2 separate regions of the Mus musculus genome follow, and region 1 is linked to region 2. The links are chromatin loops, found by intact Hi-C in ENCODE. Cell type or tissue: heart. All regions are shown on one strand. Each heading gives the region's core, and the rest is flanking DNA. Links, peaks and the distances in the headings are about the cores only. Region 1 holds the start of Morc2a (microrchidia 2A). Region 2 holds the start of Selenom (selenoprotein M).

Region 1 (16,876 bases), core at 4,946-12,945, 140 kb before region 2:
CTTCTCAAATCAACTCCTGCCATTTGCTAGAAATATTTATTCTATTTTTAATTAAAAAGTCCACCTTAAAGAATCTTTAAATTAATACATGCACTGTTAAAAGTAGTGATAGTCTTCCTAAGGGGGAAAATGACTATATTTTATCATTTAATTGCTTTAAGCACCTGTCAGTTTCTACACAGAAGGAATTAGAAATATATAATCCTAGCAGTAAATAAATATCTTGAATTCTGAAAAGATATGACTACTAAACCCAAACTTTCAGAAGCTTCCAGGAGATAACCACTGAAGTCTCTATTTAAGACTTGGTTTTACCCAACATCTGAGGAAGTCAAAAATAAGTATTTGTGTTTAAAAGCTGCCCAAGAGGATTAGTTTTCTCTTTTCACTCGTACAGATCACACTCAGGCATTTATAAAACACACCGCTAAAAGGTATGATCAATTTTCCCTGTCTTAATTCATGTCTTTTTTTTTAGGATTTATTATTATAAATAAGTATACTGTAGCTGACTTCAGACACACCAGAAGAGGGCGTCAGATCTCATTATGGATGGTTGTGAGCCACCATGTGGTTGCTGGGATTTGAACTTCAGAAAAGCAGTCAGTGCTCTTAACCGCTGAGCCATCTCACCAGCCCTTCATGTATTTTCTTATAATAGTCTTCATTAAACATAAAGAAGAACAGGTCCACAAAGAACCATCCAGAAAACCAGCTTTACTTTCAAAGGAAATAGAAAAGTAGTAACAGACACAAACCATAATCAATTTTCATAAATTATTCTTGCTTTTTCAGTTTCAGTCAATAGTCAAGATAACATTTTCTAAAAAATTTAGATTAAAATATCGCACTAATACATAGCATTTAAGATCTTGGATCACTTATATAGTGGTCTAAACAAACTATAAACCACTAGTTTATAAAATCTCCTAACTGAACTATCTAGGAAAACTGATTTATGTTGCTGGGCAGTGGTGGCACACGCCTTTAATCCCAGCATTTGGGAGGCAGAGGCAGGCGGATTTCTGAGTTCGAGGCCAGCCTGGTCTACAAAGTGAGTTCCAGGACAGCCAGGGCTACACAGAGAAACCCTGTCTAGAAAAACCAAAAAAAAAACAAACAAACAAACAAAAAAAAAAACAACTGAAAAAAAAAAGAATTTTAATAAGAAATTTTCTCTCCTAAGTTCAGTAAATATACGTGTTGTTAATTCAGGCAGTAGAACCTAGAGATATGTTGTAGCAAGATACAGACTTTTTTTAATTACCATCACTTATGGAATGAAGTTCAAGTTCTTCTGGCTAAAATCCAAATGCTGAGTATTTGACCTGGAAAAAATTAAATTTCTAAAAGAAACCTTGCCTTTAAAAGTCATCTTTTTATTATAAATAAGTGTCTACAAGTTATGGTACCAATGCCCATATTTCCACAAGCCTGTAATCTCTTTGTATTGTTCAAGACATAGTAATATGATGAACTCAAGGTCTGCCTAGACTGTGTATGTAGCAAGATCAACCTAGAAACAGAGGCTGTGGCTCAGTTTCTGAGCACTTGCCTGGGTTAGATCCCTAGTACGGCAAAAAAGTCGATCTATAGCCAGACATTATAGCACACAACTGTAATTCCATAGGGCCAAGGGAGGACAATGACAAGTTTTAGGCAAGCACAGGCTGTATAGCTAGATCCTATCTTTACAACAAAATTATTAAGAGGGGACTCTAGCTTTGAGCACTAGCTATAACCTGTCTTCTCTGAGGTGCAATTGTTGCTAATTGAATTATCCCAATACCTTACCACGATGACTTGAAATATAGTCAGCATTGACAATTCCTGATAGTCTCTATAGAGACTCAAATTATTTTTTAAAAGAAGACTCAAATATTTGTTTTCAAGTTTTCAGTCATCTATATTCCTGATTGATGTAAACCAGAAAATTATATCAAATTAGTTTCCTATACAATCCAAAATGGATATGTAGAAATATAAAATAGCCAATTCTATTTTTAACAATTTTCATTTATTTAAACACAAACATGTTTTTCATATCCGTCAATGAATCTCAAAAAAATTACCCCCTGGAGTATAGTAATAAGACACATCAGAATATACTACCACTTCCCTTATAAAATAGAGCTCAAATTTTTCTGTCTTAAGAAAAATTATATTTCTGGGCTGGGGAATATAGCTCAGTTGGTAGGGTAGATACTTGACTAACATGTACAACATAAAACTAGGTATGATGGCAAATGCCCATAACTCAGAAGTAAAGGCAAAAAGATAACAAGGTCAAAGTCAGCCTTGGCTACTTACCAAATTCAAGGTCAGCCTGGACTATGTGAGACCTTGTCTCAAAACAAAGAAAAAAGAAAAAGAAAAAGAAAAACATTTCTGTCCTTTAAATGTAAAACTGTAAGTAAGAATTATGGGGAAAATTATAACACCCCTTTCCACAAGAACAAAAAAATACCATAAGCACTATGTCCAATTGTTTCATATAAAAACGAGACATTTAGAATCCAGTAAATGGCTATTAAAAAGGCAAGCATAAAGCACATCTGTCTAAAATTTCACTGTACTCTATGCAAAGTTTAGAAATGTGTATTGTACACAAACTCTAAGGAAAAAAAAAATCCCCAAATTTCGTTGCTACCAGTAACAGCAGTATTTTATACATGTGTATTTCAGATAAGCTAATCGACATTAAAACACTGCTAAGGAGTATTTTTGTATAGTAATACATATCGTTAAAGGACCTTGGTGTTCTTGGTAAAGTCAGAAGCAATACTCAGAATCAGGGCTGAAGAGATGGCTCAGCAGGTAAAAGCACTGACTGCTCTTCTAAAGGTCCTGAGTTCAAATCCCAGCACCATATGGTGGCTCACAACCATCCATAAGAGACCTGACGCCCACTTCTGGCGCATCTAAAGATAACTAGAGTGTACTTATTCATAATAATAAATAAATCTTTGGGCTGGAGCAAGCAGGGCCAACCAGAGCGAGCAGGGTTGACCGGAGCCCAACAATCACATGAAGACTCACAACCACCTGTACAGCTACAATGTACTCATATACATAAATAAATAAATCTTTTTTAAAAAAAACCCACAATACTCAGAATCTCAAATGACAGAAGGAGCCTATAAATGCTGAAGCCATTGTTCCAAATATTTCTTAAAAATCATTAGAACACACAAAAATGCAAGTTTCCTTTTTTTGCCAAATATTCAAAGGGTACCCTGTAGCTAGCATTTTAAGAAGACATAATATTTTTAAAAATAAAAATGGCTGTAGACAGCTTTAATCCCAGCACTCAGAAGGCAGAGGCAGGTGGATCTCTGAGTTTGGCCTAGTTTGCATAGTAACTTCTAGGATAGCTGAGAATACACAGAAAGACCCTGTCCCAAAAAAAGAAACAAAGAAACAAAAACCACACACACACAAAAAGCCAGAAACAAAAATAAAAAACAAAAAAACCCTTCTTTACAGACCTAAGTTTCATTTGCACATTATCCAAAGTCAACTAATTGTTTAAACACAAAGGCTTTGTATAAACTAATACTTTCAATCATGATTTAACACTTGTGACCCAGAAGAAACTCAGCATTTCCAACAACAAACTCACATTTTGCTTTTTATGTAAAGAAAATGATTTCTCAGGTTGATTAGTCAACCTGAATTTAAACCAAAAAGTTATCCACAAGTTCAAAGCCATGAAAATTTTTGCTGAGTTTTTTAATTAGTTGACAATAGTTAATTGCCTTGACTGGTAGAAAATAAAGCTAGTGGCACACACCTTTAATCCCAGCACTAGAGAAACAAAGAAAAGCATGAATCTCTGTGACTTCCATCTAAGACAGCCAGAACTATAGTGAGACCGTGTCTCAAAAGAAAAGAAAAAAAAAAGGGAAAGAAGAGGAGGCAGCAGCAGTGTTGGTGACTGAGAAATTCTGGAATCATTTTATATTCAAATAGTGTGTGTATATACACAAATACAAATATATGGTCAACCTCTATTTCAGCAGGCTTATAAGTCATATGAAATATAGAAATCTCCGACTTGATTAGGTCCCTGCACATTCATTTCTCACACTGTTACAACTACCCAAAAATATCATATGCCAAGTCACAGAATGTTCCAAGAGTAATAGACATAAAAAACCTGTCATCTTGGTTCAGTGGTTAAGAGCACTGACTGCTCTTCCAGAAGACCTGAGTTCAATTCCCAGCAACCACATGGTGGCTCAACCATCTGTAATGGGATCAGATGCCCTCTTCTGGTGTGTCTGAAGACAGCTACCATGTATTCATATACATAAAATAAATAAAACTATTTTTAAAAACCTGTCATTTGAAATTAAACATTATGCTCACCTGACTACATAAAAGTATATCAAGTCAAATGACTTAAGATATGCATCTCATATCAAAGGAACATTACTACCACTATACCAAGGATGCCAGGCACAAAACCTACCACCAAAGAGGAAGATTCCTTTAATTTGAAAACCCTAATTTGTAAAATCTCGGAAAAGGAAGTGAATATCAAAAGAAACTAGATTTTTCAGGCTGTCATGAGAATTTGTAGCCCATTCCATCCTTGATACAGATATAACCAAGAATAACCATTAACAGTAAGTATCATAGGATTTGAAAAACAAAAAACAAAAACAAAAACTGAAACCTGTTTACTCTCCCCAACACATACTTCTGAATGTATCTGCTTAGGTACTAGAGATGGCTCAGTACTTTAGTATATGTGCTGCCGAAGCGAGCATGGCTCAGTACTTTAGAATACATACTGCTCTTATAGAGGACTCAGGTTCAGTTCCCAGTTCCTTCAGTTCCCAGTTCCTACATGGTGGCTCACAAACATCCCTAACTCCAGCTCTACGGGACCCGATGTTCTCTTCTGAACTCTGTAGGTATTAGGCATGAATGTGGTACATATTCATACATAGAGATAAACATCCACATAAAATAAAAAATATTTTAATAACCTATCTAATGTCTAACACCAATGACAGGCTATATTACATAAACAATATAAAGAAAATAATGAATACCATTTGATTTTTATATGGTGTAATCTTCAAACACTAACATATTAGCTCCATCTTACGAAAGAAGAAACAGAGGCTTGCCGGGTGTGGTGGCAATCCCAGCACTTGGGAGGCAGAGGCAGGTGGATTTTTGAGTTCGAGATCAGCCTGGTCTACAAAGTGAGTTCCAGGACAGCCAGGGCTATACAGAGAAACCCTGTCTCAGAAAAAAAGAAAGAAAGAAAGAAAGAAAGAAAGAAAGAAAGAAAGAAAGAAAGAAAGAAAGAAAGAAAGAAAGAAAGAAAGAAAGAAAGGAAGGCAGGCAGGCTCAAAAAAAGCTACCCTGTGCATATGTATGGAAAAGCAGCATTCAAAAAAAATTTTTTTTTGAGTTTTGAGGTTTCTAAGCATAGGCTTCTCACAAAACCACAAAAATTTCTACACTGTAGCTTGGGCTCTGCTTGCAAGTCTACATAAAAAGAAAAATAAATAAAATACTGTTAATTTCACGATTCAAAATATGGCTAATATTGTAACATCTGGAATTGGCATTTTTAAGATTTTAACAGAACAAAGGAGGTACGGTAAGATCAATCTTTCCTTCTCTGGAGTTGATTTGTTGACCCATTCTACTATTCTACTATTACAACATATAAAAAGTTTTATTTTTCTCTAAGAATGAACTTCCCATCAAGTCATAATGACAAAAACAACAACAACAAAAAAAACAAAAAAAAAAACAAAAAAAAAACTTAACAATGGCCCACACCAGAAATCCCAGCACTTAAGAGGTTGAGGGTATGAGGTTCAAAGCCAGCCTGGGCTACAGTTAAGCTCTGACTAAAAGAAAAACACCCTCATTGTGGTGTTGTACAGTTAGTGTTTTCTTCAAGTAAAACAAGACACATTCATAGTAGAAATATTTCAAAATTCAAATTTGTGGTCCAGGTAAGAAATTCCAAAATTTCCAAAATGATATGCCAATCCTTCTATGTTGAAGCAAGCACTAATTTCAATTCAACATGGATAAAATTCACAGAAAATTTTCCAACATCACTTTATTCAAGTAACTCAGTTTACTTCCTTGCTTTGGCAATGTTCATAAACTGTTAATAATGTGTACAATAACAAAGGGAGAAATTATACTTAGAAGTTTAATAAAATAAACCAAAATAATAAATCAGGAAGTTAAATTCTCTGCCTTACAGACAGAAAAACAAAACCTTCAAAGTAATGGTCAATAGTAGGTTAAAATTAAGCACTGTAGCCAAATGCTTCATACTGTCTTAAATCTGGATACCTTTAACTTGCCTCTCCAGCTGCCTCTCTGTAAGCCTTTAATTTCTTTGAGCCTCGGGTTTCTCAAATGCAAGACAAGAATAATTCTAAACCTATAGATTTGTCTTAGAAATTACTTTATATTTAAAACAGTAAGTAGTGGAAGCAATGAATTGCTGATATTACTGTTATTGCACAAAGTCTATAGTGATGCTGGAACAAGACAGATTTTTGAAGGCCAGTTCAGGGTCATCCAAGTTTCAGTATATTTATAATTCCAAATTTGCTCTGCCAGGTCAAAATTCAAATCTGACCCCTTTATAGAACACACGCAGCCATGAACATTTAAGTCTCTTCATCTGCTTATTCTTAATATGTAGCTCAAATATAAAGAATATCGAAAGTGTGGCCAAAGGCTGTGCTAGCATCTTTGATCAGTGACCTAGGTTCCAGATTCATAATCTGTATCCAAGGTAATCTCTGTGGTACCATCTCTCTCTGTGATCTACCTCAATTAAAAGAAAGGAAGGAAGAAACAAACAAACCAAAAACCTTCCTAAATAATGCAAAATTAAACCTCTTGGCATTGAACAAATCACTGCTCAGAAAAATTTACTATTCAAAAGTTTTTTTTAAGTATCATGGAATCACAAAAGACTAGAAAATTACTGTACTATTATGAGATACCTGAAGTCTATGGTCTCTACTCTGCAGATGTTTTTTCTAACTGGACCATTTATTCATCTAGGTTTTCTTTACCTCCTTATCCAAATACTCTAATACTTACCTTGAACCCAAAAGTAACAGGTGAACTGAAAGATTAGACTCCGACAAGATAACTTAATGAAGGGCTTGGTAGCATACACCTATAATCCCAGCATTTAGGAGGTGAATGGAAAGATTAGATTTTGGCAAGATAACCTAATGAAGGGCTTGGTGGCACACACCTATAATTCTAGCACTTAGGAGGCAGAGGCAGGCAGATCTCTGAGTTCCAGACTAGCCTGGTCTGGTTCAGGCCTGGCTGGGCTAGGTAGAAAGACCCTGTTTCCAAACTAATTAACTAAACAAATACACAAACCCTAAAATATTCCATACCAAATGGTAATGATGTTAATCTCTTCACTTACTCAAGACCATGAACACAGCATCCTTCTGTGATTTCACATACTTTGGAAAAAGACTACCTAAATCAAGGCCTTTAAAGAAACTTCCACTCTTCCTTAGCATATATAAACTACATTGGATTTACAGCCAATTTGCCAAAATGACAAAACCAATTGTTTGCTGAAAATTAACAAATGCTTTCTTCTTCCAAGTTGGTCATTTTTGTCATCATCATCTTGTGGTTGTTGCTGTTGTTAGAAACACTTGTTATAAACCCAATTGTCTAGGATGTTACTAAAGATGTGCAACAGTTGATACTAGATGGTCCAAATTTTGATGATCCAAAGAGCAGTTTTGCTGGATTCCTATTAAACACTTGGATGAAACAACTCAATATGATATAAAGTTTGTATTTTGAAATTTTTGATCCAGTAAGTGAAATCATTTTCTTCTAGATTACCAACAAATAATTCACTGATCTCAGTTCTTCAATACAGAGCTCAAGACATCCAGTGATACATCTTACTCCAATGACACAAGCCAAAGAATAAAAAAGCAAAATTTTCTGGAGAAAGGATTTCCATATTAACATCAAGGAGGAGTTACTGGTTACCTCAGTGGCACCTAACAAGATACTTACGAATTTGTGTGGAGATATTCAAAGGTTAGTTGAGCTCGGTTGAGACTGCTGTAATTGGTGAAGGCCATGACAGCAATGAGTCTTCAGTCTTTGCCGGTTAACAGGAAAGTACATATAGTGAAATCGATTTCCCCAGGATTCTGATCAGTAAAGGGTAAATTTGTGCTTCTTAGTGACACATAAAAAAAAAATTTCCCTAGTATCTATTCAAAATACAGGCAGATATTTAAAACTGCGAGTGATTTAAGTATTTCAATGACTCTGATGTAATACTTTGGAAAGAACTATATTCGAAACCTACTGTCCTTAAGTGCTCCGGGGGGTCAAGCTTTCTTCACACAATTCCGACGCACATCAAAAGTGAACGGTTCTGAATGGTCTTCAAACTTGGAGGTTTACAGCTTCAACTTCACGTTCAAGTCCTTTTCTGTTCTCCTAAATTCAGGAAATTGACCTACTTCTGACGGTTCACCTACTTCATTACCACCGAAGACTTTGTCACCACCGAAGACACCAGGCTCCTCAAAAGAGTGCTCTACTGGACAGTGCAGTGGAGTGGAGGCTACTTCTGGCTTCACCGCTTTCCAACAGAAAGGTCCTTGGTGCTGACTGACAGATTTCTTTTCCCAAACCCCGCCCAAACACAGCTTGCTATTATGCCACAATCACCACAGGTTGTGGGTGAAATTACTCACAGTGGCCCACAGAAACACCTCACAACCTACCCTCCCGAATCACCTCAGGTGCGCCCTTCCCCCACACCCTTCAGAAGATGGCCTCGGGCCCTCGGGCCTTCCCAGGCCTGGGTCCTGTGGCCACCTCCTCGCTACCGACAGACAGGAGTTAGTCCCAGAGCCTGGGAGAACAGAGGAAAGTGGCGAGTGCACCACCAGATCCGATCGGGCGTTGCCTGCAGCTCGCAGATGCCTTTGTCCCTCCCCGTGGAATTGGAACTCAACCACCGCAGCGCGCTCTTGGAACCATGTGCTGCCTCCGCTGCCGCTGCCGCCGCCGCCGCCGCCGCCCGCCCGCGCCGCGACACGACACGACACGCCGCGCCTCAACAGACGATGACAGGCTGGGCGTCACGAGATTCAGCGTTCAGTACGGCTTTGCGGCCGGTGCTGCCCGCGCCACCGCTACCTCAGCCACCGCTTTGTCTCCGTAAGCGCACGCAGCGCGAATCACCTCGCTCACTCCCGACGGCCCGGCCGCCGAGGCCTCCAGCGCACCTTCGGCCAATCACAGAGCTCGAAGTCTTCCCGCCCCCGCCCTGAGACTCCACCTTCTGATTGGCGAGCGACGTCGGTCCACGTGACCGGATCTTGTTTGGCCGGTCCGCCCCCATCACGTGAGGGCGCGCGCCTCTCTTCCTGCTTTCCTGACCCCTCTCGGCCATTTAAAGGAACAGTACCGGGGGCGGGCCGAGAGACGCAGCCGGGACGGTAGCTGCAGAGCAGAGCGGAGGAGCCATCTTGTCTTGTCGCCGGGGAGTCAGGCCCCTAACTCGAAGAAGCCCTGGCGCGCCCTCCCCCCCTCCCCGGTCTGGTAGGGCGAAGGAGCGGGCGTGCGGTCGATCGAGCGATCGGTTGGCGGCTCTTTCTCCTGCTCTGGCATCCAGCTCTTGGGGCGCAGGCCCGGCCGCCGCGGCGCGCGCCCGGTGGCCGTTGGCGCTCGCGCCGCGTCTTTCTTCTCGTACGCAGAACTCGGGCGGCGGCCTATGCTTTTGCGATCCGACGAGGGGTCGTCCGGGTGGTTGGCGGCGGCGGGCAACTCCGCCCCGCTCCCGGGGAGGCGGCGGGGGAAGCTGGGGTGGCCGGGGCTGGCCTGGAGGCCTGGCGCCACCCCTCGGGGCCTGCTAGGACCCAGTTGGAGGGTCAAGAGGGAGCTGGAGGATGGTTGGTGGTGGGCTTCCTCCTTTGCCTTTTCCTACTTATGCCACCTTAGTGGGGAGCGAGAGCGCTGGCGGCAGCTCCGGGGTGGGGATTCGAGCTCCGGAGTCGGAAGATCTGGGTTTGCTTCCGGGCCTAGCCACTCGCTGGCCGAGTGACCTTAGGCAAGTCACTCTGTAATCTGTCTGCGCCTCAGTTTCCTCCTCTGCCTATCAGTGTGTGTATGGAATTGGAAGCTCTCTTCAAAAGTGTCGGTTTACAGAAAGATGATTATTGTTTTTTTTTCCTTTGAGTTGCAAGAAGTCATAACAATTGCTCATTCCCTGAAATTAAATTCGGGAACCTTTTATTGGAGTTGGAGATGGGAAGGTTCCCTGAACTTCTTCTGTACAGAAACACGTGGGAAAGTGTTTTCTAGGGGGATGAGTAGATCCTTCAGTAGCGAGTTTTCAAAGGGGGCTATGACCCAGAAGAGTTTAGAACAGTTTTTGCCACCGGGAGGAAACTGAGGCCTACATGTCATCTGGGACCCTTCACAACCAATATGAAGCCCCCATTTGAGTCCCTGGTATATGTGAGCTGCTTCTTACTGCATAATGGCTGTTTCAGGTACCATCACTTCACTGCTTGGCTTTTAGTCAAAGCCCTTTCCTTTCACCATAGGGTGCCTGAAGGGTGGCTGATGCCTATGGTACAATGGCACCCACTAGAAAGCAGCTACAATTAGGAGTGAATGTGTCCTCGAGTAACAAGAAGTGTAATCTCTGGCCCAGCGATTGTTTTCTGCTGCTCGTACTGGTGCCTGACTACTTTTCTCTCGTTAACTATTTTTTTACAACCATGATTGACACCCATTATTTGCTCCTATTTTATATCCCTGGTTTTCGTGGTTGATAGTGAACAGGATTATTTTTAAATGGTGCTGCCAAAACCAGTTAATAGTGCACATGGATTTTTAGCAAGAGGGCTACTTGGAACAGACTGAACCAGGCGTTGGATTCCTGAAAATGTTTGGGGTTTTTTTTTTTTTTTTTTTTTTTTTTTTTTTGGGGGGGTTTTTTGTTTTGTTTTTTAAATTGAAGGCTAAAGTTTTTGAAAAAACTTTGTTGGACTCTGGCTGGGACACAAAATCAGATATTTGGAATCATTTTGAAGCTTAACTTTTTCCTAACCAGCCTTGTATTCTAATTGCTTGCAAATGTGAGACTGAATGGCCAAAATGCCGTTTGTTTGTTTGTTTATTGTCAGCTGCTTTTATCAAATTCCAGGCCATTATCCAGCAAACACTATTAAAATGTTTGAACAGTTGGGTTTCAAACATTTTTGTTTTGTGGAGTGGTGCTTATTAAGTGGTACAGCTCTCTAAGCAAGTGAACACAAACATATTTAAGTGTATTTTGTATGATTAGATGTTACCAATTCTGATATTTTATTCAAATGTCTAAAAAAATAAGTTGACTTATTCCCTTTACCAAAGGGCCAGAGACAAATGGTTTCCTTTCAAGAGAAATGACTGTTTTGAAGAAAAACTCTGTTGGTCTTAGCTCTTTTGTAATTAAATCTGGATGTACCTCAAAAGACTCTTTAAGACTGTGGTGTTAAAAGGCTTTCCTCTGGAGAAGGAGAAAAAATAAAATCAACTGGAACTTAAAAGCTTGAAATTCCATGACAAAACACAGATGTCCAGGATTGGAGGTTCATAAAGTACATGCAGTAGTTGGAGTGGATTCCATTTTCAGTGTAGCTGCCACCATGGACTCCAGGCTCCCAGATTTTCAAGAACTGGACCTGTGACCCAGAAGAGCTTGTCAAGATATGACAGGAACTCTGGAGGTGGACGTTTTGTATTCAATTTTGGAACTGTTGATCTTGCCGTGAGAAAAGAGAGACACGACTCACCAAGCACTGCCACCAGCACTGTCACTGGGAACTTGAAGATCCAAGTTTCTGTCCAGAACCTCAGTGCAAACTGACAACACTCCATCCAAAGTGAACTACGGTACTTGCCATTTTCCAAAATGCCTTTTCATTTCTGCACTTTTGCTATTCATACTCTCTACCCTGGAAATGCACTTCTGTGATTCTTCACCTGGCAGATCTCTGCAATTTCATAAAACTAAGATGCTCTCTAACCCTGTAACTCTCTTAATATTAAAAAGAACATCTTTAGGATAACTTTAATCTCTTATATGCAGAGTCTGGTTCATCACATGCATTTGGTTATTTGTTTGTTTGTTTTCCATATAGCAAACACTGAAAGAGTCTTGGTTTTATGTATCTTTGCCCAAAAATACCATCATTTCTAGTGAAGCCTTTTGAAAAGCAGGGACCCTTAATCCTCAGTGTATGTATAATTGCTACATTATAATTAACATTACTCTAGATATATGAGTTGATTAGATTTCATGTTTTCTTAATCCTAGATTTAAAAAAAAAAAAAAAAAACTAGGAAACCGTATGACCTAAAAAGAAACTGAATCAAATTGTTATAGTTGAGAATGGGGACCAACCAAGGCAATATACTGTCTTGCTCAAAATAGAACTTGTTAATGTAAAAGTTAGGGCAGTGTTTAAAGGACAAGAGCATTAAGATGGCACCAGGAAAGTTAAAGGAAAAATTAATATATTACCTAGATATCATTTTTTTGTGTGTGTGCCAATTGTGAAAACTTTTCCTCCCTACCAACTATAATGTCCAACCTAATAGTTGTAGGACTAGAAACCCCCATTATGATATATATATATGAGCACACATTAATGCCCCGGTGTAGCACTCTTAAGGCATTTTCTATTTGTTGCATCCCTGAGACAGTTAACTTTGCCAGGGAACTTTTTGCATTTGTTCATCCAGCTTTTACTCTTTTGCAAATCCTCTCTTTTAGCAATTTCTCTTATCACCATCTAAGCCAGGCTTGTGAATACCTATCACACAGTAGATATGCTGACAGCAGACCCCCATCCCAGTGTTAGACTCCTCTGTTTATAATTCCATGTGTTTGTTACCTTACCTGTTTTTTCCCTGCCCCTTCTAGTCCCGTGCCTCCTGATTGCTGAATGTTCACCTGGACCTGCCAATGACCTTCCTTCTGCTACTCCATCAGCCTACAGACCTGGTACTTGGATTTTTGTCCATGGTGATTCCTTCCACCTTACTACTGAAGAAGACACCATTCCAGTGGACCACTGTGACCCAAGAAGCATTCAGCCATCATGATGTGGCCTTTACCTCCACTCCTGTCCTACTCTGCCCAGATTCAGCACAGCCCTTTATAGTGCAGTCAAGAGTCTTCAAGCCAAATAACTGAAGCTATTTTATCACAACAAAGGCCAGGTTTATTCCATAAATGTACAGTTCATTTCTGCAGTTTATTCTTCAGAGACACATAGTAAATTTGGACCAGGGGATTTTGTTTTGTTTATATTGTCAACACTGTCTGAAGAAAGGCATCTCTGAGAACAGCATTGGACCCTACTCCACAATCTCAAATGATTGAAGTTTCATAAACTGCCTAGGATCCTGTCAAGGCCACTGGACTCTTGTTCTTTTCCTACTTCAAAATCTGTAGCTGTCTACTAAATGACAAAGCAGATATTCTGACCCATTGGGATCAAAACCAAGGCATTTTGAATTCCTCATAGTATCATCTTCGGGTTACTCAGGAACCAAAACTTTTCACACCAATTTAAGAAATTCTACTGAGGAATCCCTTTACCTAACCATCTCACAAGGCTTCAACCAGATTCCTGAAAAGGCCTCTTGATATATCAAGATAGAACCTACATGGTAATCTCCTCTTTTTATAGCACTTTACAGGTTCAAAGCACTTTCATATACATGTATGCCGATGACCAACATAGTCAACACCACTTTTTGAAATGAGAGGACAGAAGTTGTTTAAGTACTTAGCAATTCCTAGGTGACACAGTGGTAGAAGTGAGTCCTTCTGACTCCCAGTCCAGTATTACCCTTGGCATTATCTTAGCCTTCACTTTATCCACAGTATTAAAATCACTGGAGACTGATGCATCTGCTTCCAATTTACATGGTGCCCTTATTAGAGCACAGTGCTTGAAGTGCAATTGTGATAACTACGCTAGACCAGAATCCCTTGATGACCTCCCTAAAGTGTAGGAATAAGCAGTCTCCGTGGTGGTTGATGATTTGGTTTTTAAAAAAATACACAATATGAAACAAAAAAGTTTTTGGATTTTCTTGTTCATTTTCATGGTCTCCCCAAAAAGTAATTAACTACAGATTTGCATTTGTTTCTGTTAATTGCTTTAAGTTTTGTTAATGTTCCTGAACACAGAAAGCTTACCTATAGTCTTCTGTCCCCAAATTAATAGGTAGAATGAGCCATTTGCTTTTATATATGTATGTAATTTATCGTTTTTGCTATCCAATGACGTGATAAAATATGTAGTATGTGTTTCCGCACAAACAGTGCAGTGTAGTATATTAAGGTCTCAAGATGTGCAGCAAAGCTTCATTTTCCCAATGTGTTATATACATCTTTTAGACATGGATTGATGCAGGGTGTTTTTATTTTGTTTTTCCTACATTCTTTTTAACAGAACGGTAAACCCAGCTGTGTAACCAGTGATTCTTAATTATTGGCAGATTGGCCTAGAGACCCCATAATAAATTCCTTGTCTTTGAAACACCCTTTCTCATACTTTGTTGTTAACTGATTGAATTAGTGTGTTACACATTTTGATTATTACCTTTTTGCCAGTGGAAACTAAAGTATTTGTGGGAATAATAGGGAAGAATAGGGGTGGGGGATGACTTTTGTCATAGTTGAATTAGCAGTAACTTCTCACTAAAGAACTTTTAAGGGGATTGATTCTCAGGTACATAAGGAGAGAAAAGATTTTTCATAGAATTAGTGTTATAGCTCACTGAGATCTTACTGCTTAAGTCATCCAACCATGGACTTCTCAAGTAATATTTGCAAAGAAATGGATACATTTTCCAGTGCTATTACAACTTAAAACCAACAATCTTGTTCCCTGATAGTCATTTTTAATATTTTTATCCTTTTTGGGGGGATTTCATGCAATGTATTTTGATCATATTCCCCTAACTTCCCCAAAACTATTCCCTACCCTCTTTCAATTTCATGTCTTTTTAATCCCCCAGTTTGTGCTGCTCAGATACTTAATGAGACACCCACTAGAGCATGGTTGACCCTTTTAGTCAATTTTAAACCCAACTTTAATCAAAATTTATAATAAAACTTAAATTCTATCGATCTGTAAGATGGTCCACATTAGAGAAAGAATAGAAAAACTTTGTCTACTTTGTCTGCTTTGTCTTAACATTGAGCTTGCTTACCATATTCTGGTTTCCATTACCTATTTTTTGTATTTCAGCATTTTGTGAACAACTTATCACTGATTTTCCAAAGGCTTTGTGCTCTTGAAGTTCTTTGAAGGAAAGCTGTGTGGAAGTCCAGAGTAAAGTGAAGCTGCTCTGGATGAAGTAGTGAAGTGGGAGTTGAGGTCTACAACCTGCCACAACCATCTTCCTTTACCACCATGGTGATGCCAAAAGGGACTTCCTTAAAGCTCTTCAGAAAATCCTGCTTGAAACCACTACCCTAGACAACATGTTTGACCTGGATGGCATTCTCTTCAAAACAATTCATATTCAGTTGATGCTCAACATGTTTGGAGATGCTTTATTCAGAGAATGATGATAATTACAGCATTGTCTAATGAAGTTTTATTAATAGCATTCCATCCAAGGTGGACTTCCTGGAGTTGGATATAACCAGAGAGCAATTCATATGTATCCTACACTGAAGAACACCATTAACTTTCAGCAACCTATAGCTAGTGGTACTAGAAGTACGTGTCTTGGAAGTCTATGAGAGCTGGTATTGAAGCTGATGCCTCCTTAAGGCCATCTTAGACCAAGTTGTTTGTTTGACCTCTCCTCATTAACTATGGAGCAGAATTGAAATACAAATTTTTCCTAAAGGGACTTGCAACCTGGTTATCATTCATTATCTCAAGTTTCAAGTCATGTTGATGCAACCAGTAGTTATTAAACTGCTCCATGGTTTTTTGTTATTTAATACTTTTTCCAGGGCTTAAAAAAACAAAATTAAATTTCTCCAACACGTCTATACTTGTCTGTTCAAAAGTAACTACTCACCACTATATGGAACAGATGATTCTGAAGACACTCTGAGCATCCTTTATGATATTTGTGACTTAAAATGTGGCTGGAAATTTTCCTTCTACCCAGTGAAATATTTAATGATTAGTCTTCATGCCTGATACCATCAACTGTATATGCGTGATAGGCAAAGTTTGACATAGGCATTTGACTCTAGGCTATGATAGCTTGCTAGTAACTTCAAGTAGCATATTGTCAACCTGTTTGCTGGAAAAGTAGAGTAACTTGGAAAAAAAACTAAATGGCAGCTAAGGATTTTTTTCAGTATTCCTGAGTTTCTGTCCTTGGGATATTTCAATGAAATTTTCACCTGTCTCTTCACTTAACAGAGTGACTGACTCCTTACTATGAAGTATTCTTAAGACATTAAGATTACTTTTGTAGAAAGGATAAAATTCCTGACCATCCAAATCATCATAGTGAACAAGACTTCAATTTGTGACCTGAGAAAATCTCATTTCTCTACTTCGTAGTCAATGTAAGGGCCAATGCTATCAGCTACTCTGAGTGCACTGGGTAAACGTTGGAACTGCCTTCTTTATATCATTACTTTTTATCCTCTAAATTAATCATGGTTATGTAATTCTCGCCACAAATCAGCAAATCAGACTCAGATCTGGTTATTCTAGACTGCTCACAGTTAACAAATCAAACTCTGGATGACTTCTGCTTGTATATGCAACTACTATTTGTAAAGAAATTGCAAATTCACTTTTCTATTACCTCTACATTG
Region 2 (14,883 bases), core at 5,490-13,489:
TAGGGCTTCATGTGTGCTAAGCAAGCTCTGCACTGCTGAGCTATGTGTCTTTTTTCCACTTTTTTCCACTTCTGAGGAGAGATCTCTCCCTAAATTGCTGCTTGTTAGTATTAAACTCCCTCTGTGGTCCAGCAGGCTTGAACTTGCCTCAGCTACCTAAGTATCTGGGATTCTAGGCCTACATTTATTTATTTGTTTGTGTGTTTGTTTTTGTAGTTTTGCAGGGTGGGGAGAGAGGTACGTGGTGGAGTCTCACTCTATGTCCCAGGCTGGTTTTGAACTTGTGATCCTGCAGCCTTAACCTCCAGAGTTTTGGGATTACAAGGACCCCACCAACACATCGAAGTTCCTTGTAGTTTTTAAGTAGTGGAGTAGGAAGACTGCGGTGTAGCTTGTTGTGGAGCATTTGGTTAGCACACAGGAGACTCTGGATTCCTTCCCCAGCACTAGAAGTAATCAAAGAACACAGGAAAGCCTTCAGAGGCCTGAGCTACTGCTGTTCCTATTTTGTGCTCGTTTTATTACTTTGTTTTGCTTTGTTTTGTTTAGGTCCTAAGGATCGAACCTAGGGCCTTGTGCTTCCTAGACAAGTTCTTTATCACTGAGCTACCTTTCATTTTATTATTGAGTCAGGAGGTTCTCGAACCTGCTGTCTTTCTGGTTCAGCTTCCCTAGTAGTTGGGGTTACCAGCCTGGGCCACAAGGCCTGGAACTTGGCAATACAATACACCCCTGTAGAAAAGTCCTGGAGACCAAGCCTGGTCAAGCAAGCATAGCTGCCGACATCCTGTATCTGTGCCTCAGTCTATGTACTCCTCTGTAAGACAGGCGTGACAAGGACACCCTCAATCCTCCCTAATGTCTTTTTTTATGTGTTAGTGGAAGTCCCTAGTGGTGTTTGATGCAGTATAAGACCTCTTCTAAACACTGCCCCGGAGCAGCCCCGGAGGACCCCATGCAGCTGTAGCTCTGTTCCTCCACAAGTTTCAGTGTTTCTAACACCAACAACATCAAGCTAAGCATCCTGGTCTGCTGCCAAGAGAGAGGACCCACTCTTCCTTCAACCATAACATTCATTTTGTCACCCTCCACTCCAGTATCTTCGACCGAGAGGACCAGACCAGCTCACGTCCTGGCAGCCTGGCAGCCCTTGAAAGACGCCAGGCAGAGAAGAAGAAAGAGTTAATGAAGGCACAGAGTCTGCCCAAGACTTCAGCATCCCAAGCACGCAAGGCCATGATTGAGAAGCTAGAGAAAGAAGGCTCTGCAGGGTCAGTGGTAGAGGGTAGAGAGGTGGTCTGGGTGTTGGGGATAGGGCCTGAAGCTCAGTGGTTGGAGCCAGAGAGATGGGAGATGCAAGGTACCAATGTGACAGAAAGGTTGAATGTCATGGTAGACCAGACCAGGGGTCCAAAGGGTATGCTGGCCCACTAGTGGCATCTTGTGACCCTCTTCCCCACACCACAGTGGTCCTGGCACACCCCGTACAGCTGTACAGCGTTCTACCAGCTTCGGAGTCCCCAACGCCAATAGCATCAAGCAGATGTTGCTGGACTGGTGCCGAGCCAAGACCCGCGGCTACGAGGTGAGCCCAGTGGAACGCCTCAGTTTGGTGCCCTCTTCTGAGAATTATTCGGCAGCTATCACAGCTCTGACAGGAAGCATGAAAAACATTCTCAGATGGGAAGGCGAAGTCTCAGGGAGACCCCACGGCCTGCTTTGGCTCCTTTGGGTTGGTGGGCATGATTCAGAGTCAGAGCCTCAGTGTTCCACCCAGTAAACTTCTGCAAGGGAGGGAGTGACTGGAACATGACCATAGCCTCAGTTGAGTGGCATTGGGCTTCTCAGAAGTCCTCCCCCCCCCCCCCAAAAAAAATCACGGCTTAGGGGGTTAATGAGGCCAGTTGGAAGAAGCTCATGTTTTAACTACTCACCTACTATCTAGCCTTGAACAGACAAGGTCTCCCTGAGCCCAATTGCCCTAGGACTGCGATGCCAAAATGTGGGGGAGGGGTGGACAGCAACCATGGGAAAGTTGCTCCCAGCGTCCTGACTGGTGTGCTTCTGCCTCCCAAAGCACGTGGACATCCAGAACTTCTCCTCCAGCTGGAGTGATGGGATGGCCTTCTGTGCCCTGGTGCACAATTTCTTCCCTGAGGCTTTTGACTATGGGCAGCTGAGCCCACAAAACCGACGCCAGAACTTTGAAATGGCCTTCTCATCCGCTGAGTAAGTATGGGTCCCGTTCTCCCCGTGTCAGCCGGGCTCAGCAGCCCTGAGACCCCGTGGAAGTGGCCAGTTGTACAGTGGGTCTGCAGACGAGACCCCCTTCCCCAGAGAGCTTCCATCCTCCTCCACCCACCTGTTGCTGAGTGTGCCGGGTGCCTACCGGAAGGAAGGAGCGTCATGCCCGCCTACCAGCCCAGGCTAAAACCCATCAGGTGGCCCTGTCCATAACCTCTCCCTCCTCCATCTGCCCTTGTTCCTCCTCTCTCCATTTCTCTGTCCTGCTCTCCTCCCACCATTACCAGAGCTTCCTGCTCCCACGGGATCCCAGCTGGAGATTCCAAAAGGAGGCTCCTGGCCCAGGCACCGTGCCCGAGTGACCTATATACGCCTATATAGGACATCGAAAGCCCTCCACTTTGGAATCGTTGCCCCTTCTGCACACTGCACCCAGGCACCCTCCTCCTCCGTCTCTTTCTTTCCTTCCCTTCCCTTTCTGGTTCCCTCCAGGATTTCTCCTCCTCCTCCCCCACTCCTCTCACGCCTCCCTCACCCCCTCTCCCTGGGGCACAGCCCTCCTCTCCAACCTCGGCACCAGTGCCGTTGACCCCCCTACCCCCGCGTTCCCGCTTGCCCAAAGAGTTCTCTGCACCTGTGACTGGTTTGGCCCCCCACCCTTGTCTGCACCGCGCACCATTAGTGATGGGTAGTGAGCGGCACGTCCTCCACTGGGAGGGGGCATGCGGGAGGCTGGCAGACTGCGGCACCGAGAGCATTAACTGAACTCATGTCTCTGTATGTGTATGTGTGTGTGTCTCTGTCCTCCCTTCTCTCTTGGCCTCTCTTCCCTCCTTCCTCCACCGGGCCCCTTCCCTGCCCCTTCCTGGCCCCTCCCCTCCCCAGGACCCATGCGGACTGCCCGCAGCTCCTGGATACAGAGGACATGGTGCGGCTTCGAGAGCCAGACTGGAAGTGCGTGTACACGTACATCCAGGAGTTCTACCGCTGTCTGGTCCAGAAGGGGCTGGTAAAAACCAAAAAGTCCTAACCCCTGCTTGGGGCCCCACGGTGAGAAATGTCGCCTCTCCCACCTGTCTCATTTCACCGGAATCTGCTCATCAATGCATTGAGAGGGATAAGGGGAGAAAGTGTGAACAGCAGGAGAGGCTTAGAAAGCCCAGAGGAGACCGGCAAGACCCTCGGTGACACGAGGGTATGGTGACAGGGAGGAAGACTGACAGGGAGCCCAGGAGACCCCAGGCTCAGCCCAGGATGGCAAGCTATAAAAAGGAGAAAACTAATCTAGGGTCTGAACAGTTCAGACTGAGGGAGGAAAAGGAGCAGCAGGCACAGGAACAGACCCAGCAAGGCCAGAGATAAGAGATGGAGAAGGCAGCTTAGCCTGGAAGAAAAGAACCTGACGAGGTTGAAGGGAGGGAGCACAGTTTGAGTTTGAGCATCGTTGTGAGAACCCAGGAGCCAAAGGTTATCCAGAACGGGAGAGCTGTGCTCAGACTAGGACTCCAAAACAATCCTTGGGAGAAACTTGAGATGCTAAAGATGGAACGGCATCAGAAGTAGAGGACCCAAAGGGACAGCGTGGTGCATGCTTGCAGCCCCAGCACGCAGGGGTCTAAAGCTAAAGAATCACAATGTGAGGTCAACCTGGAAACAGCAAAACCCTGTCTTAAAACAAACCAACACACTAGAAAGGCAGGCTCCCTGATCTGGGTTGAAAAAGAAAGAGAGGGTCAAGACGCCACTCAAACTCAGAATGTGACACATGGGGAGCTGGTGGCGTCTTTCTCTAAAGTGAGGAGCCTGGGAACAGGACCAGTTCAACAGGAAGATGTTTCTGGCTGGATTTCCCCAAGCCATATGGCTTTTCTCTCTGCTCACATCACCTCGGGGCCACAGTGAAGAATTCTGATCTGACCTGGTTTTCCTATTAGAGATAAGGAGCTAAGAGAGCAGAGTGAGGTCAGGGTCTCCATTTACTTGTTCTTTTTCCAGACCCACCGCTATAATCCCACCGATTTGTAGACAGAGGTAGGTGGGAGGTGAGGGTAGGATCACAGAAGAGGGAGGAGTCTCATCCAGCATCCGTGAGCACAGGTAGAAAGATAAGATAGAGGTCCAAAGGGAGAAAGGAATTGCTGGAGGAAATGTGACTCTGCATGGATGGAGTCAGCAAGGATGCACAGGGTGCTCTCCTGGGTCAGGGGCCCTGGGAGAAGGAACACATGTGCGCACACACTCAGAGGTTCAGGTGTGAAAAACAGGCTTGGTACTGTCTCTAGGTCATATATGGACTTAGCTCCTGCTCAGCAGGCTACTGGAAAGAGAAAAGCTTTGCTTAGGGTAGCTCTGGCCCAGTAGGAAAGTGTGACTCAGCTACGTGCTGTTGCTTTAGTTGCCTGGTGTTTGGCTTGTCACTTGGGTAGCCTGAACCATATACCCCAGTATAAACAATGGCTTTATAAGGTCTCCAGGGAAGGCACCACGGGCTGGAGGGAGCTCCAGACTTGGGAGGGAGGCTGGGATCCCTGTACAGATAGCTACAGTTGGAAGATGCTCCAGAGAGAATCTGCCTCTTCACCATGGTACAGCTGGATAAACAACCCCAAATGTGGGGTGAGGATGACCTGAAGGGCACATAGCCTGTCAACAGTAGTGCCAGGTACCTGTCACTTATTCTGAGTACTTCCAAGGTCTCCAATGAGGTTGGGAATGTCTAATGGGGGTGGAGTGGGGCTATAGTAGGGTCACAGAAGAGTCTTACCCAGCATCCATGAGTGATCTGTTAAAACAGAGACTGAGAAAACTTTCTGCTTCCCAACATCACCAGAGGCTGAGATAGGAGTCTCACAGGTTCAAGGCTTGCCTGGACTACAGAATGATTTCAAGACTAGCCCCAGCAATTTATTGTGACCCTAATCTCAAAAAGCAGAGAGCCAGGATGGTAACTCAGTGGGAGAGAGCTTGCGCTTCAAGCATGAGGCCTTGGATTTAACCTCCAGTACCACAAAATGCAAAAAATAGTCATAGCTGAGCTGGGAGTAGACCCCAGTCCAACCACAATCCTGGCTATGACCATGAAGGTACTAGAAGGGAAGTGGTCTTGGGTTATCTATCTCATGCCTAGGAGCAGCAGTAATCTGCTTGTTTTCCCTGCCAAAGTAAGCTTTGAGCAGTGGTGATGAGGAGCCAGTATAAACTGGAGACAACCAGTCTTAGTTAGGGACAGGAGGGAAACAGGCTGAGCTTGTCCCCCATCTTAAAGCTGTAGGGGTAAGGTTCCCGCAGAAGGGGAAGGGGAGCTCCAGGCAGTTGCCGACACCCACGGCTGAGGGCCTGTGTCTCATACCAGGTTCTACCTGGCTATAAACAAACCGCTGAGTTGGTTTCCTGAATCAAGTGTAGCACTCAGGGATAATCGGAAGAGTTGTTGCACCATGAGCTCAGGGTAGGGTACAGACAACCCAGCTGATATGACTAGGGTCCTCATCTGCCTTCCTATCTCTACCCAATGCAGATGATAGGGTTTAAAAAAACCACTCCAGGACTACTCCCCTAGGAGGAAGTGGGTCACTGGGGAATCCTGATGGTAGAATAACACTAGCCAAAGGGGAAGGCTCCCAGGGGTTGAATGGCCCAGCTGAGACTCTACCAACAAGGATACACCTGTGCATGAACAGGAGGTGGGCTCTCCAGAGAGCGGTTGGGTTCTAGAGCCAGAACCTGCCTGTCTAGGGTGAGGCATGGCTCACTCCCCAACCCCTCAAATTCTACCTGCTTAGCCTATGGGCAGGATGGCCCCTGGGTTTGGTTGTGGGTTTCCCTTCCTGGAAAGCCTTTCCGATCGATGGACAGACAGTCTGGAGTTTGTGAAAAGACGAGCAGGCTGCGATAACGACCTCGGGGTAGAGGGACACAGCGAGAAGCAGGCTGGCACTGACAACTCCTGTTGCCCCCCCCCCCCACACTTGCAGGATGCTGGTGGACTGTGTACCCTTGGTGGAGGTGGAGGACATGATGATCATGGGCAAAAAGCCCGACCCCAAGTGCGTCTTCACCTATGTGCAATCGCTGTACAACCACCTGCGGCGCCATGAGCTGCGTTTGCGCGGCAAGAATGTCTAGCCACTCTGCTCACACCGCCTGCGCTGCGGGCTGCTGTCCCCACGCCCCCAGCACCGGCACCTCCCAGTGCGCCTGCCCACTGCTGCCCCGTCTGTCAAAACACCTCTCCCCTTTGTACACACGCAGCGTTTTGATAAATTATTGGTTTTCAACGATCCTGACTTTTCTCTGCTGTCTTGGGGAGATGGCATTAGACTGTGAATTATCCCCAAGTGTCCCCCCCATTCCTGTAGCTAGGTAGTGGGAGGAGTCACCCGAGGATGTCAGGAACTCCTATTTGATCTCCCACACCATCTACTCGCTGCAAATAAGAAGAGACTCCGCGTGAAGGAAGAAGATTTAGTAGAGCTGGGGAGAGGAAAGGGAGGATTGAGATTCCCCCCACACACCCCATTTCCGTTGCTTTGGAGACTGGCGTCGGCCCTCAGCAAGGGAGATGCTCCCGGGATACTGAGCGCTTCATTCTGTCTCCGGGGCGCTGGCAGGGGGGGGTCCCAGCTCCACTGTGGCTCGGGGCTACAGGTCGTCGTGTTCTGAAGCTTCCTCGGGGGGCTTAGCGGGCGCCCACAGGTACTCGGGGGGCACCTGAGCTTCCGGCGCCGACTTGCGGTAGAAGCCGAGCTCCTGTACCAGCGCATTGATCTCGTCCCGGGTCATTTGGCTGAGTGGGATTCGCTAAGATGGAGAAAGGGCGGGATCAGCACTTAGCCACTGTCCTGGAGCCCACCCCCACCCCACCCCCCGCCAATGCCTCACCTCTAGTTCCTGGTAATTTCGGCTTAACAGCACGAGTTCGGGGTCTGCCCCAGGGAGGTGCTTCATCACCAGGTTGTGGCTGCAGGAGATGTTAAAGAGGTGGGAGGGGGAGCAGAGGCAGAGAGATGTGACCCCCCCCACCCTTTAGCTGATCACTTACAAGAAGCCTAGGTGGGGACCCAATCCTCATCACTGTGAGATTAGGGTTCAAAGAAATAAAGGGCCCTTCTCTCCACTAGTAAGCTCTCTTCCCTCCTTAATTCTAGACTTCCTCAGAATCCTCCGAAGAGTTAATATCAGCCTCTTTGGTAGACGAACATCATTTTCTATCTTTGAAAAATATCGAGGCTTCTCCCAGGTGCCTTCCCTATCCCCTCCCCCCACAACAGGAAAAGGATACTACAGTTGAATGTCCTCGGTGACAAAGGCCTTCACCTGGGGAGGAACCATAGCATTAGAGCACAGGGCCTCAGACCCTATAGACATGGACGATGAGGCCCAGTCAGGTCATATACCAAGACAGGTCCAGTCTCCTGCCTCACAGTACAGGGATTCCCACCAGGCCCCCAGTCAGTGACCAGTGCTCCTTATTCCCTAAGAGGGACTCCCTTCCTTCAAACTCACCTCCTTTAGGCGATTCAACTGTCATCCTCCACAGGTCTGGAGAGAGAGAGAAATGGGATAATAAACCAGGAGTCCTTCACAGGCTAGCTATACAGCCAAGACTATGCCGTCCTTTACACTGAATTGGGTCAGGCAGTGAGCGTAAAGAGAAGCATCAAGGTGTGGCAGTAAAGTCCTGTGAGCAAGAAGACCTCTGTACAGGTTGGGAAGCTCAGGCCTAGAGCCACAGGTAAAGAATGAGGGAGAGAAACCAGCCATGGGTCCCTGTCTGCATGTTATTGATAGCTGACCAATGCCCAGGAGACATGGGTTACGGCATTCTCCCTGTTGTCGGTAGAATTCTAACCCTGGCCTTTGGCCCTTGAGACGAAAGTCAGACTAGAAGGGAACAGCTCAGAACTACCCTAAGGGCCCTGTTAGAGGCACCTGCCATCTGGTCCCTACCCCACCCCATGCAGAGGCAGCCCTGCCAGCCACCTGTGGTTCAGCTTCAGGAACCATCTGGCTGATCTTCCCTAACTTGGGAGTATGGATGGTCCTTCTCTATTCCTGATGGGAGGCCGCAGCCCAACAGGAAGTCCAGACCTCCCTATTTCAGGCCTCCCTTACACTTCCTTTTGTTAATTTTTTTTTAAATTAAAAATAAACCAGCTAAGGCCCATGAAGAGTCTGCAAACATAGGAATCACTTAGGAAGACTCCAGGGGAGTCCTTTGGCCGGCAGGTGGTGGTGGTCCAGGGTGGCTGTGGACTGTTGGTATCTCATTTCCCTATCCTCTCCTCCAGCTCCAGCAGAGTACAGTGAGGGGAGGAGCTTAGGTCTTTTCTCCCCACCAGAAGAAAAGAGATTCTGGAATGCCAGGCACTAAGTCTGGGTGGGGGGAGAAATAATGGGGAAAGGTGAGGTTATCCTTAGAGAAGGTGGGTTCTAAGGGGCCAGTTTTCAAAAAATTATAGCCAGAGACCCACGGTAGGGCCAAGCCTGGAGCAGAGGCAAGGGTTCAGAGTGCCAGGCCACAAGGACGAGACTTCTTACTTCCACAGTAGATGCTGTTCATCATGCGGCTGGGAAATAAAAGGAATGATTCCCGGGCCGTGCAGGAGGGAAAGGGGGGGGGGGTGTTTCGGGAATTCTGGTATTCCTGAGGCCGGACTATATTCTTGGGATAAGGGGCAGCAAGGTTGTGGAACTGTCGTACTAAGGTTGGGAAAAGGCGCACTCACCTCCACCCGCCCCCTGGCCAGGCCTCGAAGACGGTTCCAATCCGGTCGGTAGTTGGTGGTGGAGGTGGCTGGAGCCACAAGGGCTGCAAGAAGCAGCAGCAGCGACGGCGGCGACAGTAGGATGCTCATCTGTGCCTGGCAGGAGACGTTCCGCAGGCTGCACCCAAACTCGGCCGCTGCGCCACGTCTGGCCCGCAAGCTGGCCCCGCCCAAGCCAAAAGCTCCGCCCAGCCATAAACCACGCCCCCAGAGCTAGAAACAGCCCCACTGACATCCCACCCAAATCGGGTGGTTGCCTCCCACTAACCCCCATCCCTGTCTCAGCTACTCTCTGGTCCTCCAGACTTCATGTTCCCAGTTCTCACAATCTCCATATTGCATTTGCCCACTAAGTGTGAAACGCTCCCGCAGGATGCCAGGAGACAGCACTACTTCGCGTCACCAGAGGGCGCAGGAGGTTCGCAGATGGACACAAGGATTTCTGGGTCAGAGAGTTAAGATAAGGAAGCAGGAACCTAGGAGATCTCCTTTATACGCTTTTGATGTCTTTGAACGAAATTCCGATCAAAGCTTCAATTCCCCAAAGCACACGTTGTAAGCGAGGACCATTACCTACGCCCCGCTCAAGAAAGCTCAGAGGGTAAAAGCGCTTGTTATGACAGCCTGACTCCTGAGTTTTATCCCTGAAACCTAAAAAAAAGTGAAAGAAAAACAGCAATTCCCACAAGTTGTGCTCTGTCCTCCACAGGCGTCCCCAACCGCTCACCATGGCATGTCCGTGCCTGTACAGGCACACGCGGTGCACACACACATATAATAATAATAATAAATATAAATTCTTACAAAGGAATACTACCTATCCTTTTTTACCTAGAAAAGGCTGGGAGGGTTAATATACACAATGCATCTCATTAGAACAGTATCTGGTCAGAGATGGTACACACCAATCTCCTACTGTCCTTGAACTCAAAGCAATACTCTTCACTCAACCTCCTGAGGGCAGGGTGATTAGGACAGACTCTGGCTGTGTTACCTTCCATTATTAGCTCTTCCCCTTCCTCATCACAACGGCCCCCTCCAGCAATGAACTCCGTTTTGCAGATTAGGAACTGTTTCAGAAATGTAAAATAGGCCAATTCATAGATCTGGATTTGAGCCCCAAACACCTCTGTGGATCATCTCCCTGGACCAAGGAGGAAACAGGTGGCACTCCATGTCCTCATGCCTTCAGCAGACACAGCAAGTACAATCAGTTTTTTGTCACCCTGGATTTAACCAGTCTCAAGTTGGAAATATTAGGAAGTAAAAACTGCCTCTGTACTGAACATGTACAGACTCTTTTCTTGTTGTTATTCCAACCAATAGAGCATTACAACTATTTATAGCATCTGTATTGTATTAGGTGTTATAAATTATCTAGAAATGATAGAAAGTACAAGATCAGGCCACACGGGCTTTAGGAAAATACTAAGCCATTTTATCTATGGATTTGAGCATCCTCATATTTCGAGTTTTGGTATGGAAGTGTGCCCTGGAACCAATCCCTGGCAGACAGCAAGAACACGCTGTGCCCTTTCCCACAGGATTCAGAGAACCTTGTCAACACTGAGCCAACGCTGCTTGTGATCCAAGGTATTTTTACCTTTCTGGGCTTATTCCACCACTTTTAAAATGCGCATTAAAAATGGGGCGGGGAGAACCATCAGCAGATAGTTCCATGACTATAGGCACTTGCTGCCAAGTCTGATGCCCTAAGTTCAAGTCCCAGAACCCATGACAAAAGGAAAGAAGAGACTCCCACAGATTGTCCTCTGACCGTCGCATGTTTCTAATATCAAGCACTCACAGACAGACAGACAGACACACACAAATGAATAAATAAACAAATATAAAAATATTGGTGAGATAACTTAACATGTAGAATCAATTGTTGTATAAGCATGAAGACTGAGTCTGGATTCCTACACCAGTGTGAAAAGCCAGCCATGATAATACAAGCCTGTAATCCTGGCCCTTAAGAGACAGGGCACGAGGATCAGAATTCAAAGCCATCCTCAGAGGGGCTGGAAAGATGGCTCAGCAGTTAAGAGGACCGGTTGTTCTTCCAGGGGGCCCACGTTTGATTCTTAGCACCCACATGGAAGCTAACAACTGTCTGTAGTTCTCATTCTAGGGAATCTGATGCCTTCTCCTGGCCTCTACAAGCACCGGGGGAATGCATGTACTGTTCAGACATGCTTGCAAGCAAAATCTCCATGGACATTGTCTTAGTCAGGGCTTCTATTCCTGCACAAACATGACCAAGAAGCAAGTTGGCGAGGAAAGGGTTTATTCGGCTTACACTTCCATACTACTGTTCATCACCAAAGGAAGTCAGGACTGGAACTCAAGCAGGTCAGGAAGCAGGAGCTGATGCAGAGGCCATGGAGGGATGCTACTTACTGGCTTGCTTCCCCTGGCTTGCTCAGCCTGCTCTCTTATAGAACCCAAGTCTACCAGCCCAGAGATGGGAGATGGTCCCACCCACAAGGGGCCTTTCCCCCTTGATCACTAATTGAGAAAATGCCTTACAGCTGGATCTCGTGAATGCATTTCCTCAACTGAAGCTCCTTTCTCTGTGATAACTCCAGCCTGTGTCAGGTTGACACAAAACTAGCCAGTACAGACATAAAACACAAATAAAAAATTTAAAAAGTAATCTTCCGTTTCATAGTGAGTTTAAGACCAGCCTAAACCTATGAGAACCCAACTCAAAAATAACACACACACACACACACACACACACACACACACGGGCTAGAGAGGCAGCTCTGGCATTAAAAGCATGGCTTTATGTTCTTCTACGGTACAATTCCCAGCATCCACATGGTGGCCCACAACCACCTCTATCTAAGTCAGGTTCCAAGAGATGCACTATAAGATGCCCTCTTCTGGCTTCTGTGAGCACTGTACACAAACATACAGACAGACAAAACATCAGTACACATAAAACAAACCTAAAATACCACACACATAATACATAGATACATATATTCATGCATACATGCACACACACACATAGAGGATTTTAGCTGTGTATGATGGTTCACACTTGTAATCACAACACTCGGGGGGCAGAGGCAAGACAATTGGCTCAAGCTCAAGGCTACAGAGAAAGACCCTTCTACATCTCCTTCACATTGGCTTGATTGTTAAGAGTTTGAAACAAGTCAGGCAGTGGTGGCACACACCTTTAATCCCAGCACTTGAGAGGCAGAGGCAGGCAGATTTCTGAGTTTGAGGTCAGCCTGGTCTACAGAGTGAGTTCCAGGACAGCCAGGGCTACAGAGAGAAACCCTGTCTCAAAAACAACAATAACAACAGCAGCAGCAGCAACAACAATAACAACAACAACAACAAAAACAAGGAGTTTGAAACAAGCTTAGAACTGCAGAGATGGCTCTGTGGGACGAGCACAGGTCCTGAGCTCAGCCCCCTAGAAAGCCCAGAAGTGCACCAGGCCATGTTTAATCAACTCAGGGAGAGAGGAGGATTGGGGGGGGGGGGGGCTTGCTGGCCAGCCAGTCTAGCCAAATCAGTGAATCTAGCCGCAATGAGGTAGCATCTTTCAAAATCTAAAGAGTGAAGGGCTGCCTAGGTGGCTCAGAAAGTGAAGGCACTTGCTACAAAACCTGAACTCAATCTGTGGAACTCACAAGGTAGGAGAGCCAACTCCTGTGAGTTGTCCTCTGACCTCCACAAGCTCACTGTGGGATGCCCACACCCACACATAAACACTCCCATCCCCACAATAAATACAGACAATAAAAAAAATTTCCGAGCTGAGTGAGGTAGAACAAGCCTTTAACCTCAGCACTCAGCAAGCAGAGGTGGGTGGATGTCTGTGAGTTCTAGGCCAGCTAGAGAGACAGTGAATCGACTTCTTTCAAAAGGGGAAGGAGTATGGTTAGTGAGGAGCTGCTGAGACCATCATCCATTTCTTTCTTCTTGCTTTCAAACTTGCCAGGACATAAAATACGTTTCTCTTTTCAAATCCTCAAAAGTCTTCTTATATCCCACTAATTCCACATGATTCAATCACATGCCCTGAGAATTTGTCCTTGGGATAACCAATCTTGACTCATTCCTAAAGCTGGGTACAAGGTCAACCACACTATTGTTTGTTGAGGACATAGATGGTAATGGATGGGATGGCCACCATAGCAGCCAACCAATTTTATAAAACGTATACACGAATACATTAGATGAGATCAAAACAATCTAAAGGGAAAAAAATCCAAAAATAAAAATGGCTATCTCTTGGAGGTTAAAATTATAGGTAAATGTTTCCTTCTTTGTATCCTGTTCTATATTTTCTGTAAGTATATGTCAACTAAACTCAAGGGGTTAAAATTAGTTTACAAAACAGTGGAATATAACTCATTGGCTCTCTGCACCCCAACCCCTACCCGAGAGATTCTACCTATCACAATAAGGGCCCCCGGGGTGACAGAAGCCTGAGGCCCCACAGAGCCTGTGGTTTTTCTGCTGACACACCCAAACCCCAGTTCCCCATGAGTCCTTGTTGTTCACTGGACAGATGCCACCAAACCACTCTCATTGCATTAACCTGGACTCTGTGGCTGTTGGGCCACAGCTTGGTCTGCTGAGGGCTGACCACCAGCCAGTAGAACCAGCAGGAGACAATGGCTGCAACAGTACCAGGAACATTCTAGCATCAGCAGCACAAGACCTCCCAGGATAGAGCTCTGCTCACAACCCATACCCCTAAGGTGCCAGTGTGCAGTCTAGGCCCTTTGGATAGGTTGGGACTCAAGTTTTAGTCTGTGATGAGTTTAGGGTCATCAGGGTCACTTTTCAATTTAAGCAAAAATTTAAGGAAGGAGGCAGAAGCAAAAGGACCACAAGTTCAAGACTAGCCTGGGCCTCATAGTGGGGCTTTCTCAAATTCTATATCACCACCACCAATAACAATAGCAACAACAGCAATAACGAAAGTCCAATAGGCTTAGAACTAAACCTGGGTTCGAGTCAGGATTCAGTCTTTGACTGGGATTAAGGCTCAGTATATGACCAGGGTCAAGGCTCAGTTAACAACAAAGCTCAGAACTTGGACTTTAACCAGATTCAGGGCTCCATTTTATGACCAAAGTAAACAGAATTTGCATGATACATGGTGAAAATTCATTATGAGATCAAGGGCTAGTCAATGATTAAGCTCAGAGCTCTTTGACCAAAAGCACTGTTTCATTTTATGTCAGAGCTGGGATTTCGTCTAAAACAAAATTAATCAAGGCTGAGGTTAGCACTCACTCTTAGGGCTGAGTCTATGTCCAGAATGAAGGTCAGACTCTTGTCAGGCTTGCCTAAAGATTCAGTATGTGGCTGGTCACAGTGATGGTCAGAGTTCTTTTGAGAGCTAGAGTAGAGGCTTTGCCTTGGCATGGGATCAAGTCTTAGTCAATTTCAAGCTTAGTGTTCGAGCTGGAGACAGGATGAGGGCTATGAACACGGCTTATTCTGGTTCTGTGCTCTATTCTGACCTCTAATGAAGAACTGTTTGGAGACCCAGAAGCCCAGGACAGGGTAGTCTTTAAGGAACAAGAGTTCCCCCAGGCAAGCTTAGCAGGGTCCTGTGCCTGCAGTGAGCTTTTCCTTGCCTGCTGAGGCCGGTGTCCTAGAGTCTTCTAACCTACATGGCTCTGCTGTTTCAGGTCCCTCGCACCAGAATAAAAATAGCCACTCACTTCAGAGCAGCTGACATCGGGTGCCTGGGAGGAGGGGGAGCAGAGGAGAGGGAGGAGGGATGTCTGAGCTCAGCCCCAGCTGTGTGACCTTGGAAAAGTCACTCCTCCTCCAGCCCATTTCCTGAGTGGCAGCATAGGAATGAAGGTAATATCCATCTGTCCCA

Evidence for each region. Hi-C counts contacts between places; a loop is a spot of excess contacts. Peaks named below come from ENCODE experiments on the same cell type or tissue, not always from the same donor. Only the 100,000 strongest peaks of a DNase experiment are listed, where the experiment ranks them.
Region 1: it touches region 2 in a loop (2.1-fold over the local background); 1 of 42 quality-filtered maps calls a loop at or near these places.

Annotation. Positions count from the first base shown.
Region 1 is chr11:3,641,636-3,658,511 of GRCm38, reverse strand. Morc2a (microrchidia 2A) reads right to left here and starts at 9,075. Exons shown (of 27, transcript NM_001159288.2): 1 at 8,366-9,075; 2 at 8,065-8,204. The coding sequence starts at 8,132. Tug1 (taurine upregulated gene 1) reads left to right here and starts at 9,698. Exons shown (of 4, transcript NR_002321.2): 1 at 9,698-9,759; 2 at 11,434-11,955; 3 at 12,989-13,740; 4 at 15,333-16,876. In heart, for the core only: a CTCF peak has its summit at 9,456; a DNase peak (open chromatin) is centred at 9,401; H3K4me3 peaks cover 3,397 bases; H3K27ac peaks cover 2,192 bases.
Region 2 is chr11:3,509,163-3,524,045 of GRCm38, reverse strand. It overlaps Selenom (selenoprotein M), which reads right to left and starts at 9,362. Exons shown (of 5, transcript NM_053267.3): 1 at 8,973-9,362; 2 at 7,750-7,785; 3 at 7,526-7,560; 4 at 7,126-7,204; 5 at 6,695-7,044. The coding sequence starts at 9,101. The coding sequence ends at 6,886. It overlaps Smtn (smoothelin), which reads left to right. Exons shown (of 20, transcript NM_001284427.1): 17 at 1,098-1,271; 18 at 1,468-1,585; 19 at 2,078-2,229; 20 at 6,219-6,524. The coding sequence ends at 6,369. In heart, for the core only: a CTCF peak has its summit at 9,403 (motif pointing right); DNase peaks (open chromatin) are centred at 5,575, 5,965, 7,975, 9,225 and 4 weaker places; H3K4me3 peaks cover 3,179 bases; H3K27ac peaks cover 2,226 bases.